Regions from separate parts of the Mus musculus genome. Here region 2 is linked to region 1. Evidence: chromatin contacts called from ENCODE Hi-C or POLR2A ChIA-PET data. All regions are on one chromosome and are shown on one strand. The core of a region is the stretch at or near the end of the contact, and the rest is flanking DNA. Distances in the headings are between cores, read along the strand shown.

What was found. Hi-C counts contacts between places; a loop is a spot of excess contacts on that map. ChIA-PET counts read pairs that join two places held with the same protein, here RNA polymerase II (POLR2A).
Region 2: a map of heart shows a loop between it and region 1 (5-fold over the local background). The contact joins the enhancer-like site here to the promoter of Sap30 in region 1. A Hi-C loop is called at or near these places in 7 of 37 maps with a recorded cell type or tissue (gastrocnemius, heart and left cerebral cortex). POLR2A ChIA-PET finds 5 or more read pairs at or near these places in 1 of 5 experiments (Patski).

Annotation. Positions count from the first base shown.
Region 1 is chr8:57,484,598-57,491,180 of GRCm38, forward strand. Sap30 (sin3 associated polypeptide) reads right to left here and starts at 3,263. Exons shown (of 4, transcript NM_021788.2): 1 at 2,655-3,263; 2 at 913-1,038; 3 at 445-543. The coding sequence starts at 2,969. It overlaps 2500002B13Rik (RIKEN cDNA 2500002B13 gene), which reads left to right and starts at 3,366. Exons shown (of 4, transcript NR_126553.1): 1 at 3,366-3,596; 2 at 5,743-5,870.
Region 2 is chr8:57,527,488-57,534,070 of GRCm38, forward strand. It overlaps Galnt7 (polypeptide N-acetylgalactosaminyltransferase 7), which reads right to left. Exons shown (of 12, transcript NM_144731.4): 10 at 5,141-5,239; 11 at 4,115-4,243. Among named protein-coding and RNA genes, the nearest start is that of Gm51574, 9.4 kb to the right of the region's middle. Within about 2 kb of position 3,369, at least 1 of the 3 ENCODE cell types and tissues checked has a DNase peak (open chromatin) inside an H3K27ac peak, as active enhancers do; it is heart, where a contact is called at or near this core.

The DNA.
Region 1 (6,583 bases), core at 2,013-4,512:
AAAGCAAGGGAAATCCTGTTTCAGGGCTCACCTGCAGAAACTTTGAAAATTACATTCTAACAAATACTTGTAAGCTTATTTATTTTCCATCCCTCAATGGAAATATTCCATTTATATTCCAATCCACATGTATAGTCCATCCCTTTAAAACAAGATTCTAGAACAATGATTAAAAAATTCTCATTGCTTACTCTGAAAAATCAACATTAAAAGACACTGTATATACTCTGAATGTAATCCACTGAGCACTCACTGGAGAGCTTTCCTAGGTGGCAGATAGATGTTTCTAAACAACTACATTCCACAATACACCTATTAACTTTTACTTTACTACATGCAATATACTATTTAATATACTACATTCATCTATTTCATCATCACTTAATGATACCTTGTTGGTGTGAACAGGATTGTTTAAACAGTATAAAGCTTATTTATATATACCTCAACAAGTTGTGCTTTATTTAGACCTGGTCTGGTTGGAAGCTTGAAGTGTCTTTTGTATCTTCTAAGTGTATTTACTTGTAATTGGTACAAATCAACCTAGAAAAAAAAAATAGATGAGTTAGTTCACTCTGTTGAAAAGATATCATTGATCTGTATTATGACACTTCACACAATGACTTCATTTACACACTCAGACCTGTACTTTATTAAACAGTTCCATCTTTGGGGGATACATATTGTAAACTTCCGGAGAAACAAAAGAGGAAGTTGTATGTCAAGAGCTGTAAGAATGTCGTCTGAGATTTAATATTAGTATAAATACATCTTCACTGACTGTATATAACTTTTGAGATTTTTCAGATGCTTTAAACAGTTAAAGAAGAGCTCAAATATTTACAGAATGGTGTTGGGATTGCCAGCATGCTTATGATTTACATATAACATGGGGAAAAGCCTGCCATCTACCTCTGGAGTGTCGATGTCCTGAACAGGCGAGTCTCCCCCATCATCATCGCTTCCTTTCCTCTTCCTTCTGTTCCGAACGCTCTGAATTAAGTTCTTATGATAGTCACAAATGTAAAGATGCCTTGCCTGTAAAGGAAAAATTTTCAAAGACTGTGAGTCCAGAAAAACTGCAGCTAAGTATTAGTAAAATGCATAGGCCCAGGTGGCTGACTAAAAATCATCTTAACAGGCCACTGTTCAGAAGATGCAATGTTTCTTTCCACTATTAAAATGTTGTAACATTAGCAATCTGGCGATACTGTTAAGGAAATGGGGGAGGGGAGGAATTGGAAGCGGTGGGCGGGCGGGTAGTATCTTGGAGAAGGCAGGCAGGCAGGAAAGGAAGAAAAATTCCAATTCTCTGGGTCTTGTCATCAAATTGCAGGGAAGGTGACCTAAATAAGTTAGCTCCTGCTGATTTTAACTTAAAAGGGAGAGGTGGCATTGCCCACAAATTTGTCCTTGTATTTTCTCTAGCTTGAGAGCAGCATTATATTACTCGTAGGTACATGCTTTCTGATTGATCTGTTAGATAGTGAAATTCTACAGGTACAAAGTATGCATTTCTTTACAAATGCAACATTGAATTCATATCCTATGTTTAAATTTGAACCCTAAGGTTTCTTTTTAAGGATTAAGCGAATATATTTCTCTGTATTTTGTGTTTTCAATTAAAGCAAATTATTCATGTTCTCTTGCAAAGTTTCTCATGGACCCTACTGAGAAACCTGCCTAAACAGAATCACAAATAAACTTTTCAAAAAAATTAATTACTCGGGGATTTGAGAGCTGTATATACAGTGGACTAGGAAATACTGAGCTGATTGACACTCTCCCCCCCCCCCCTTTTAAGGCTACAATTAAAGGCCGAATGAACAGGCTTTTAAATTGACTTCTAAGCTAAGGGTAAGTTAAAAATATACAGGATGTCTGGAGGTTCTGTATCTTGTTCTTCCTTTGCCATCAGTCAGAGCTCTGAAAAGTAGCAATGGAATTCTCTGAAACCTCATAGCTGGCCAAAACAGCAGACGTGCATAAAGACAGAAAAAGAAATCCCGATGGCTGCCGAGAGGGCTGTAAAACCGCAGAGGCTTATTTGCAGCCTTGGTTCGGAGCAGCTGCCCGAAGAGCTGACACCGCAAACAACGTTTACAATCATCTATCTCCCTGTAAGGCAACTGGTGAGCTCAGCTTGCTTGTCTGTGTTCAAGAGAAAGAGAACAACGAGGAGGAAAGAAAAAAAGAAAAGACAAAAAGGAAAAAAAGAGAGAGAGAGAGAATTGTGGGGTCCAGCCAGACTCTACTTTCCCTAGAGGAGCGAAGCTGCTCCCTAGGGCAGACACCGGCTCTGGCAGCAAAACAAAGGCGCCTCCATTCCAGAAGGGACTGCCCGGCTGCGAGAAAACTACTCCGGGCCCTCGGTGCTGCGGTCCCCTTTGTTTCGTTTCCAGATCGCAGCAAAGGAGGAAGAGGGAAGCCTGGCGTGGGAGACACGCGAGGCAGCGGGAGTCCGGGCGAGGGGCGGAGGAGCCCCGCACCACTGCGCGAGCGCGCGCTGGGGAAGGTGGCCGGAGTTGCAGGGACTTTGTTTCAATCAGAGAACCACTAATCCCACCTGCAACCCAATCCCCGAGACTCGTGAACCCCGCCAACCATCCGGCGAGGCACGCAGGATAGGGCAGGGCGGTCCCTGGGCCACTTACACTCTTATCCAGCTCGATCTTCACCTTCTTCTGAGAGATGCTCTTCTGGATCCTTTTGCTGAAGCTGGCGTTGCCTGCCGCGCGCCCGCACCGCTCACCGTCCTCCCGCAAACAACAGAGTTGCCCAGGGCCGGGACCGGCCGCTCCAGGTGGCCCAGAAGCTGACACTGCACCGGCACCGGGTACCTCTGCCCCACCGCCGGCTGCGTTCCCATTCCCCGCCGAGGCGGCGGCAGCCGCAGCAGCGACCACCGCGGCCACGGCGGCGGCCGCGTCCCCGCCTCGGCTCATCTCCTCCGGAGTGAAGCCGTTCATGTCTGCCAGTTCGGGGGCGCCGGCGCCGCTACAGAGCCCCGCTCGCCGCGCCGCTCCGCCTCCTTCCCCTGGGCGGCCGTTCACTCCGCACCCCAAGTCTGGTGGCGGCACGGTCCGACGCCCAGAGTCCAGGGCCGGCCGGTCTGTCGGTGCTGGAATAGCTACCAGGTCCTGTGACTGTGATCAGGAGTGAAGTGGCGCCTAGAAAGGAGACCCCACTCACTGTCACATGGAGACTTCAGCAGTTGGACCGCAGCTCCTCCGCCTCCTTCTCAACCCCAGAACCTGCGCGAGGGAGACGCCCCTCCTCTGGCCCCGCCCCACACCTGCCGCGCGGCCCCACGGGAATGGTAGTTCTTGATCGAGGAGCTAACTTGCGCTCTGTTCTGATTACGTGCGGGACCAGCGGGACAAACTACTCATCCCAGCATGCGTCGCGTGGCGAGCCACCCCTAGTTTTTTTTTTTTTCCATTCCAAGCACCGGGCAAGTCTGACTGTGAGGTCAGGCTTTTACCGTGTTTTCTCGCCTCTATTCTCTCCTGCGAGCAAGGGCTGGTTTTAGCTCCTCTTGTTTCGCAAAGTTAGTGTTCAGACCGCCAGCTGACTCCTGGGAAGAAGCATTAATGGTGTGTGTGTGTGGGGGGGTGGGGGGTGGGGGGGGGTAGTAAGAATTAAGTGAGAAAAAGTTTACGGGCTGTTTGGTATTTATTGAAAGAAAACTCGGGATACCTAGCGCTCTTTAGGCGGAGAGTCCTTCATCTCCATCTCCATACCGCAGCTGACTTCTAGAGCGTGGCAGGTCCTTGGCATACTCGTGTGCCGACGGGTTGGCAGGCATCGGGCTGCTTGTCGCCTCTACTGCCACTTGGATTCCTTTCAAACGGATCTAAGAGGGTTTAAGACCATTTAAAGGAAGCACACTAGTATCACGTCTGCAGACTACTCATCAAAACTTAGCCCTGGCTGTAGGGGACGAGGATCGAGAAACCTCTTTTCTTGAGTCATATGCATGCGTACATGTGTGCTTGTGTGTGCCGCGGGTGTGTGTGTGGGGGGGGGGGGGGTTGCGCGCGTGCGCGCCTGGGTACGTGTTTGTGCTCGCGTAATGTGTATTTTTGCCTGTGCCTGTGGTGGGCGGGGTGGAAGAATGGGCGTGGCCATGCCAACCCTGAACCTCTGATAATTATTAGACTTAAGCTTAAGCAAAAATAATTTATTTCAAGTGGAAGAGTTTTGAGAAAGCCTGTTTTAGATTCAACCAATTCAGTGACGATTATATATATATATATATATAATCGTCACAGAGGTCATGAAAAACTTAGGCCCAAGCTTTCACACCTTTAATCCAAAGAGACAAAGCCAAGCAGATTTCATTGTTCAAGACCAGCTTGGAACAGAGCAAGTTCCAAATAGAGAAAAGTTTAAATCCAGTCATGGTAGAACATGCCTTTAATGCCAGCATTAATGATACAGAGCCACACATATCTCTGAGTTCAAGGTCAATATTCAGAGCAAGTTCCAGGACAGCTAAGCTTAGGCTGGGAAGGAGTTGGAAAACATAAAGTTGGTAATAGAATAAGAAGGGGCCACATTCCAGCCTCAGCAAGTAGCAGAACTCAGGTGCTCCGGCTATGTGGCTGGCTTTAGAGTCAAGAATAGAAGGCACCACTAGGACAATTGATGCTGGCTAGCTGGAGCTAAGAAATTAGCAGTGATTACGAAGAGATCAATACCACAGAGGTGAAATCGTCTGGGAGTTGTTTTCTGAAGGCAAAAGAAGCTGTGTTTCCGAGATACCCAAGTTTGTACCCTGTACTGCAGCTGTACTTGGTAATGTATAAGTGTCACCCAAGTGGTAGTGGTTTTGAAGGTATGAAGGGGTCATGAAGAGCAGCTGTGAGAGGCCAGGGAAGACCATTGGTGAAAGTGCAGCCTCAGTTGTTGATGGGTTAGGACTGAAGAGGTTATGCAAAGGATTTGAGGCGTGGCACCATGAAGAGAGCCTATGAGAGGTGAAACTTAGTTGCAGCTGAAGGCCCCTAACATATTGGAGATGCCAGTACCATAGAATGATCACCAAGAACAACAGCAACAGTGGAGTGGAGTCAATCTGCTACAGAGAATGCTACAGAGGGCAGAGCTGGAGAAGTGACACAAGCCCTTTGGAAGAGCCCAGAAGATCATGTGTGGATCCTAGATACTGGAACAAGAAGCGGTAATGTTTAAGTTGCCTTGGAGACTCCAAGATGTTCAAAAATGCCAGAGCCATGGGTTATCTGCTGAGGAAAGCTGCTAACAGGGAGTGGAACCAACCCAGGAGAAAGAAATTTGTTGCAGTCAACAAAGATGTAGAAGGAGTTAGAGATTTGGCTTTTTGACATCAGACTAGGAGATGCAGGCTTTGGAGTTTGCCCTGCTGGTTTCCAGTCTTGCTTTGGGGGTTACAGTTAAGTGAGTGGATGAATCTCAGAAGAGACTTTGAACTTTGGACTTTTAACATTCTTGAGACTGCTGTTGACTGTGGGGACTTTGGAATGTGGACTAAAAGCACTCTTTTATTATGCTATGTCTAGGTGTGGCCCCCATAGACTCCTTTGTTTAAATAAGCCTATGGGAGCCAGGGAGCTGACTGTATTGTTTTGTATATTCTTGACCCTGGGAGTGGCCATAGTGGGAGCCCTGGGAGTGGCCATAGTGGGAGGTGTGGCCTTGTTGGAGTAGGTGTGTCACTGTGGGCTTTTGCTTAAAGACCCTCATTCTATCTTCCTCCAGGAATTTCCTCCAGTATTTTCATAGCAACCTTCAGATGAAAGTGTAGAACTCTCAGCTCCTCCTGCATCATGACTGCCTGGGGCTGCCATGTTCCTGCCTTGATGATAATGGACTGAACCTCTAAACCTGTAAGTCAGCCACAGTTAAATGTTGTCCTTTATAAGAGTCACCTTGGTCATGGTGTCTGTTCACAGCCATAAAACCCTAAGACATCAATATTAGATTTTCTAGGCTGTATTGTTTCCCATGTCTTTTTTTTCTTTTTTTCTCCCCATCTCAGACTACAAATCAGTACACATCAGGCCTTCTATAGTGTTTTTTTGTGTGTGTATGTATGTTTCCTACGCCAATGATTGGTTTGGTTTGGTTTGGTTTGGTTTTTTGAGACAGGGTTTCTCTGTGTAGCCCTGGCTGTCCTGGAACTCACTCTGTAGACCAGGCTGGCCTTGAACTCAGAAATCCTCTGCCGCCACCACTGCCACTGCCACCACCACCACTGCTGCCACCACCACCACCCAGCTTTGTTTTGTTTATAAGTTCCCTTTGGATTCTTTTTTTTTTTTTTTTTTTTTTTTTTTTTGGTTTTTTTGTTTTTTGTTTTTTAGAGACAGGGTTTCTCCATGTAGCCTAGGCTATCCTGGAACTCACTGTATAGACCAGGCTTGCCTCGAACTCAGAAATCCACCTGCCTCTGCCTCCCAAGTGCTGGGATTAAAGCCATGCGCCACCACACCCAGCTCCCCTTTGGATTCTTTTAACCTAACCTTAGTCATACATTCTTTTGTTTAGATGTGTCTAATCTGCTCTAAAATGCACCCATAGTTTTTCTGTTTTATTATAT
Region 2 (6,583 bases), core at 2,119-4,618, 43 kb after region 1:
TTCACCTCTGTCTCCTGCTCTAATACATTCTTCATCATATGCTGTTGATTTCTCCAATCCAGCTCTTGGCTCTTCAAAGAAAGGGCCTCAGACTATGCAAGATTGGGTGTCTAAGCAAAACTTATTTTCAAAATGCAGTGGAGATAATTTGCTGCCCTTCGAGTTGAATTGACATATGTACCATTGCAACAAAAGCAGTCACCATGGGAATTCGGGCATCAATCAAGGATGGATGGATGGATGGCAAACTGCCAACAGTCCTACCAGCACTCGCCTGAGACAAGCCACACTTTCATGGAAGGATGCCTACAAAGATGGTGTTAAATTATGCTATTGACCTTTTTTGGGCATGGGGAGCCAGGTTCAAGACAGTGCTTCTCTGTGTACCCCTTGGCTGTCCTTGAACTAGTTCTGCAGACCAAGCTGGCCTCAAACTCAGAGATTCTCCTGCCTCTGCCTCCCCAGTGCTGGGGTTAAAGGCTTTGGCCCATCGGAGCTTATTGATCTTTAGTTACAACGGGACCATGGTGTATCCTTTAAAAACCACTCAGGTGAAATGAAAAGTGTGAACCGAGTGCTTCCACATGGCAGGACTCAGCAATGCCCTGAGAAAGACTCAGGAAGGGCTACCACCTACTTTGTTGATCCACTGTCAACAGACTATGATTCTTCACACTTGGACACTGTCTGTCACTAAGGAACCCCATGTAGCACCTGGAGGAGGGGGCTGTCCCTGAACCTGCTGCCTGCCTGTGGATTCCTTTCCTTAACTGGGCTGCCTTGTCTGGCCTCACTGGGAGAGGATGCACCTTGTCTTGCAGTGGCCAGGTGTGCCAGGGTAGGTTGATACCCAAGGGGGAAGGAAAAGCAGGCTGGGAGGAGCTGTGGGGGGGGCACTGGGGGGAGAGAGGGGGCAGTGATTAGGATGTAAAATGAACAAACAAATGGAAAATAAATAAATAAATAAATAACCAAAATAAAGCAGGGTAGGGGAGTGGGGTGGGGGGTGTAAGATACTCACACAGACAAACCCAAAAATACTCGACACTGTCTGTCTAGTTTTCAAGCAAAAATCAGAATTTTGAAAAATTTACCACTATTATGAAGACTTTACACAATTTAAAGACTTTTCTAACAAAACAAGTTTTATATTTCTATTTTTTTTTTCGAGACAGGGTTTCTCTGTATAGCCCTGGCTGTCCTGTAACTCACTCTGTAGACCAGGCTGGCTCGAACTAAGAAATCCGCCTGCCTCTGCCTCCCGAGTGCTGGGATTAAAGGTGTGCGTCACCACGCCCGGCTCTAATTTTTAAATATATATTGTACAATGGAATATGTCAGCATTTGGGAGATCTTTATAACTTAGTGAATAGTATAATGTATTAATTTAGCATAATTTGAAACTTAAAAAGGTTACAAATTCTTGCAATTTAATTTCCAATCCCAGAAATACTCTTAATAACAACCTACATGAGAGCTATTTGGGAAGAGTGTTGGTTATCTTTTTACTGTTAAGGGTCTCAATTTTGTTGCATAGGCTGCCTTCAAATACACAGCCTTCCTACCTTGGCCTCACGAGTTTTGAGATTCCAGGCTAGCACAACAGTACTGAGTGAGTTTCAATTACCCTTAAGATTTAAGGGGGAATGCTGAAGCCAGGAAATCTGTAGACTCGGCTCATAATGATCTTCTCAGCAACCCGTATGTCACAATCCCTTTCCTAACAGCATCCACTGTTTCCTATGGCGACTGCACAGAATGTCAGCTCACATTAGGGACAACCTGAGTGCGGTCCTCAGATTCTCCTGAGACTCTTAATGCTGGATTTCTGCTCATCTAGTTTTTCTCTCTGAAAACTGACCAGAAACAATCACCTACGTTCTTCTCTTTTTCCCTCCCTTAAAACATTTTTGCTTATTTTTAACTGCATCTTTTTTTCATCTATACATTATAGAACAGCATGTTTTAGATAGCTTCCACACCCTCATACTCTGTCACTGGGGAGATGAACAAATGTGTAGTGTCTTAAATACCTAAAACATGTAGATTCTAGTTTTTAATTTTTTTTTTTTAATTTGGGGGTTGGTACTGAGGATTAAATTACTATGTGGTACCTCTGAGTTCTATCCCCAGCCAATATCCATTCGTGTGGTCTTCCTATGTAGTATCTTACTTACGGTTCCCCGTCCCTCTGCTCCTCCCAGTTCCTCCCACCTCCTCTCACATCCAAATCCGATCCCTGTCTGTCTCTCATTAGAAAACAGCCAGGCTTCGAAGGGGTGGTAATAAAGTAAGATAAAACAAGAACCAACACACCAGGGGCTGGAGAGATGGCTCAATGGTTAAGAGCACTGACTGCTCTTCCAAAGGTCCTGAGTTCAAATCCCATCAACCACACGGTGGCTCACAACCATCTGTAATGAGATCTGATGCCCTCTTCTGGTGTGTCTGAAGACAGCTACAGTGTACTTACATATAATAATATATATATATATATATATATATATGAACCAACACTGGACCAAACAAGCAAACAGAAGGAAACCCAAGAAATCACAAGAGTCAGCGACCCAGGGTCCCAGTATGTAGTCCAGGCTGGCCTTGAACTCACATTCCTGCTTCAGCCTCCAGAAAGCCACTCATGACTGCTACTCTTTTCTACTTTAAAAGTTGCTCTTCTCACAGGTCTCTACCAGTGGTTCCTCTTCATTTTCTTTTGTGAAAATAAACACTATCAACCTGTCAGGATTCTCTAATATCTTTTCCAACTCGTTATTAAAATTTGTTTTCGGATCTTGAGAGCTAACTCAGCAGGTTAAGACGCTTGTTTCAAAGCCTCTTGACCCAGGTTCGATCCCTGAGACCCACATAAAGGTGGATGAGAGAACAGGTTGCTCAAAGTTGTCCTCTGACCTCAGGACATGCGTGCATGGCACAGGGCCGGAGTGTCTCTCTCCTCACGCATGTCACACACAGGACACAAACAGTGACAGTGCATAAAAATAAAACTCGGCAATTGACGTGCTCAGAATGCACGAGATGGCGCCTGGGAATATTTTCTAAGGAAGGAACAATGCCTTCAGAGCGGGAGTGGGAGAGCAAACATTACATGATTAGAATGGAGGCCTTCTTCCGAGCCTTTCAGTTTGCAAGGCTTGGCTAATGTTTGAGTTCATAACAAGACAAACTGACTGGTTCTGTCCCAACGGACACCTTGAAGATTATACATTCCGGGTGTGCAAACGAGTGGTCGCTGACTCCTGTGCCTCCCTTTGGTCTCTTTCTTCTGTTTGCTTGTTTTGTCCTGTTCTGATATGTTAGTTCCTGTTTTGTTTTATTATGATTCCTTAGCAGCCCGTCTGTTTTCTTATGAGAGACAGAAAGGAAGCAGATTTGGACGGGAGGCGAGGTGGGAGGAACTGGGAGGAGCAGAGGGAGGGGAAACCATAATCAGGATATGTTATGTGAGGGGGAAAAAATCTATGAGAAAATTCAATCAAAGGAAAAAAATTATACATTAATCCATTAACATGGTCAATCTTGCCAGAAAGCTTTAAACCTGCACAGCCCTAACAGAAAAGCAGCTCCAAGGGCTGCAGGGTCGTGTGAATAAATCTGACCTTTAAAACAACCAACCCCTATTCCAGTCAGCAGAAGGTGAAGAAACAGGAAGGCTCAGCGGCCATTTCTTATTTGCCTGTCTCTACCGCCACCTGCTGGACAGCAAGAGGCAAGAACTTTCTTCTTTAATGGTCTAAGTTTGTTGCTTGTCCTTGACTCATTCACATTTTTAACATTGGATTTAGATCTGAAAACGGCGCTGGTAGCGGCCTCCTGGAACACCAGCATTCGCGAGTTTCTGAGACTGGCACTGACTCTTCATGCCTATCACGGTGGTCTCGCTGCATGATGTCCCTGCTCCAGGGAACACAAGGGATACCTCATTATAGCTCAGTGATTCACCCAAGCAAGCAGGTGTAAATAACTCACGCTGGAAGTCCAAGTCACACATGTGAACACTTGGTCTGCAGATTTATCCATCTAAATTCTACTGGCTACTTGTTCCTGACAACGCGACAGCATAGGCAATCCCGGGAGCTGGACGACGGCATACCTTGAAGTACTGCCATTCCTTAAATTCATTTAGGTTACAGTGTGTGATCATGACTTTGGATCCATCAGGCCCCTTTGTCAAACACTGGTCGTACTGCATGAGCTGGTTTGCTTCATTGATTCGGAAAAGCTATTGAACAAACAAAATGGAGATGTCTTTCTCGCCAACACATGTTTTATGAAAAGGATGAAATATAACTCCTATAATTAACCTGAATAACTTATTCTATAATTTTTGTCCATGTTGGAGACCTCTAGTCTGCAGACAAGAACTACTGTCATTCTGAGATTAGTGAAGACTTCTATCAATATAAGAATTACACTCTTAATTCTTTAAGCCTCTAATACACAGAATGGGTAATTAACACATTTATCATTACCAACAACAAAAAAAAATTTAAAAGCTAGAAGCAAGCCTAATAGTTTTTTCACAACTGAAATTAGACATATGAAAATCCCTACATTAGGAAGCAAGAGAATATGTGTAAAATAATATTTGTGTAAAATACCTACCGGTACCGGAAGTAAACCAATTTCACTTAGTAAACCCCATTTGCAAACCTTTAGGGGTTAGGCTTACTCAGTCATCATTAGTATACGTTCCCATGTTCCCACAAGAACATACTTTTATCACTTGTGTGCAGACATTTCTACATTTCCCTATTTAAGTGAAATATTTTAGCTTTACTGAACATTTTTTATTAAGTCAAAATTAATAAATTAAAAACCAAACAAAGGGCTAGAGAGATGATGGCTCAGAGGCTAAGAGCACTGACTGCTCTTCTTTAGGTCCTGAGTTCAATTCCCAGCAACCACATGGTGGCGCACAACCATCTATAAGGAAGTCTTGGCACCCTTTTCTGGCATGCAGGCATATATGCAGGCATAACAAATGGATGGGTAGATGGATCTTAAAAACAAAACAAACAAGCAAACCAAAACCCAAACCCAAACTAAACTCGTCTGTCTGTGACCAGTGAGTCTGGTGGATCTCAGTGCTGACCAGCCCTGAAGGAAGGGGACTCACCTGGTTCCCACCCATCCTGTGGCAGGGTCCTAGCTCCACGAAGCCTCCATTCGTCTTCCCCATGCTATCAATACAGTATGCAGTTTCGAGGCCTCGGATCTAAAGGATGAAGAGAACCAACACACAGGAAACAGTATGGTTTGTAACAAGCCAGCACCCGAGTGTGAGACTTCCAAGTTCAATGTACTGTCACGGAGTTCAGGGCTGTTGTGGTGCCGGGCTGTAACTAGTATCACCAACCTGTAGGTCTGTTTTAGCATCCATGTGACTGAGAGGCACAGAGAGGCGAGCTCTGTAAGTACACTGGGGGCAGACAGCCGCTCTGGACACGGAACAGACCCTGCTTTCTCAGTCCTCTCACTGGCTGGGCAGCACTTCTTGGGGAGGGGACTCAAGGTGTCTCAGAACAAGGATAACGGCACACAGTGTGGCTCTCCTCTAACTACCACGGAGTGGTTAAATGGAGGCAAAAGCAAATAGCCATTCCGCTCATTTGGGATAGAATTTTGTGCTAAAATAATCACATTTAGAGGAATTTTGTCTTCATCTCAATTATAGGTCACTGTACCATTCGGATCTAGTGCTGATTCTGTGGGTTCTGAGGAGGATACGAGCTCTTGAGTCCATGGAGATGAGCAAGTCACAGTCCCCTGGACCACCACCACTTGGGGACAAGCAGGTGTGAGGTCCAAAGAGGAGTTGAATGTGCAGATGAAGCAGCCTACACACTGCCCAGGGAAGCTCAGACTTCTCAGGGGACATCTTTTAAATTGGGGTTTATTTCGGAATGCTCAGCAGATGAATGGAAAGGATAATGGAAAGGAAGTAAGGGGTAGATGGCAGAATGTGGACAAATTCCTCTGAAGATATAATTAGGACAGAGATGGTAAAAGGAGGGAAACCAACCCCTCATCCATCCTTCCATCCATCCTTCCATCCATCCATCCATTCCTCAATGCATGTGTTTTCGTTCATGAAATAATAAGTGGGTATCTACTATATGGCAGGCATGCTATATCTATATGCCTATATATCTATATATCTATTTATATGCTCCAGCGAACTCATAGTTCACAGCAACACAAAGGCAAAAAAAGAAGCTAACAAGATATCTATCATGCAAGAAATACAGGCCACAGGAGAGAAAAGCAAGACCATTAAGGAAGAGGCTGGGGAGTTGAGGAGGGTGTTCTAGGGTAGATCTCATCCAGGACACAGGAGGAAAATCTTGAAAGACATGGAAGTTAGCTGTGCCTGCAGATGCCCAAAGGAAGGCATTCAGCAGAGGCAAGAAGTGTGAGGAGGAGGAAGAGGAGGAGAAGGAGAGGAGGAGAAAGAAGGGAGGAAGAGTGTTGAAGTAGGGAGAGGCAAGCAGGAGCAAGTGAGGTGAGAGAGGGAGGAGAGTCCTGAGGTCACCAAAAAAGGCTCTGCCTTCATGGAACC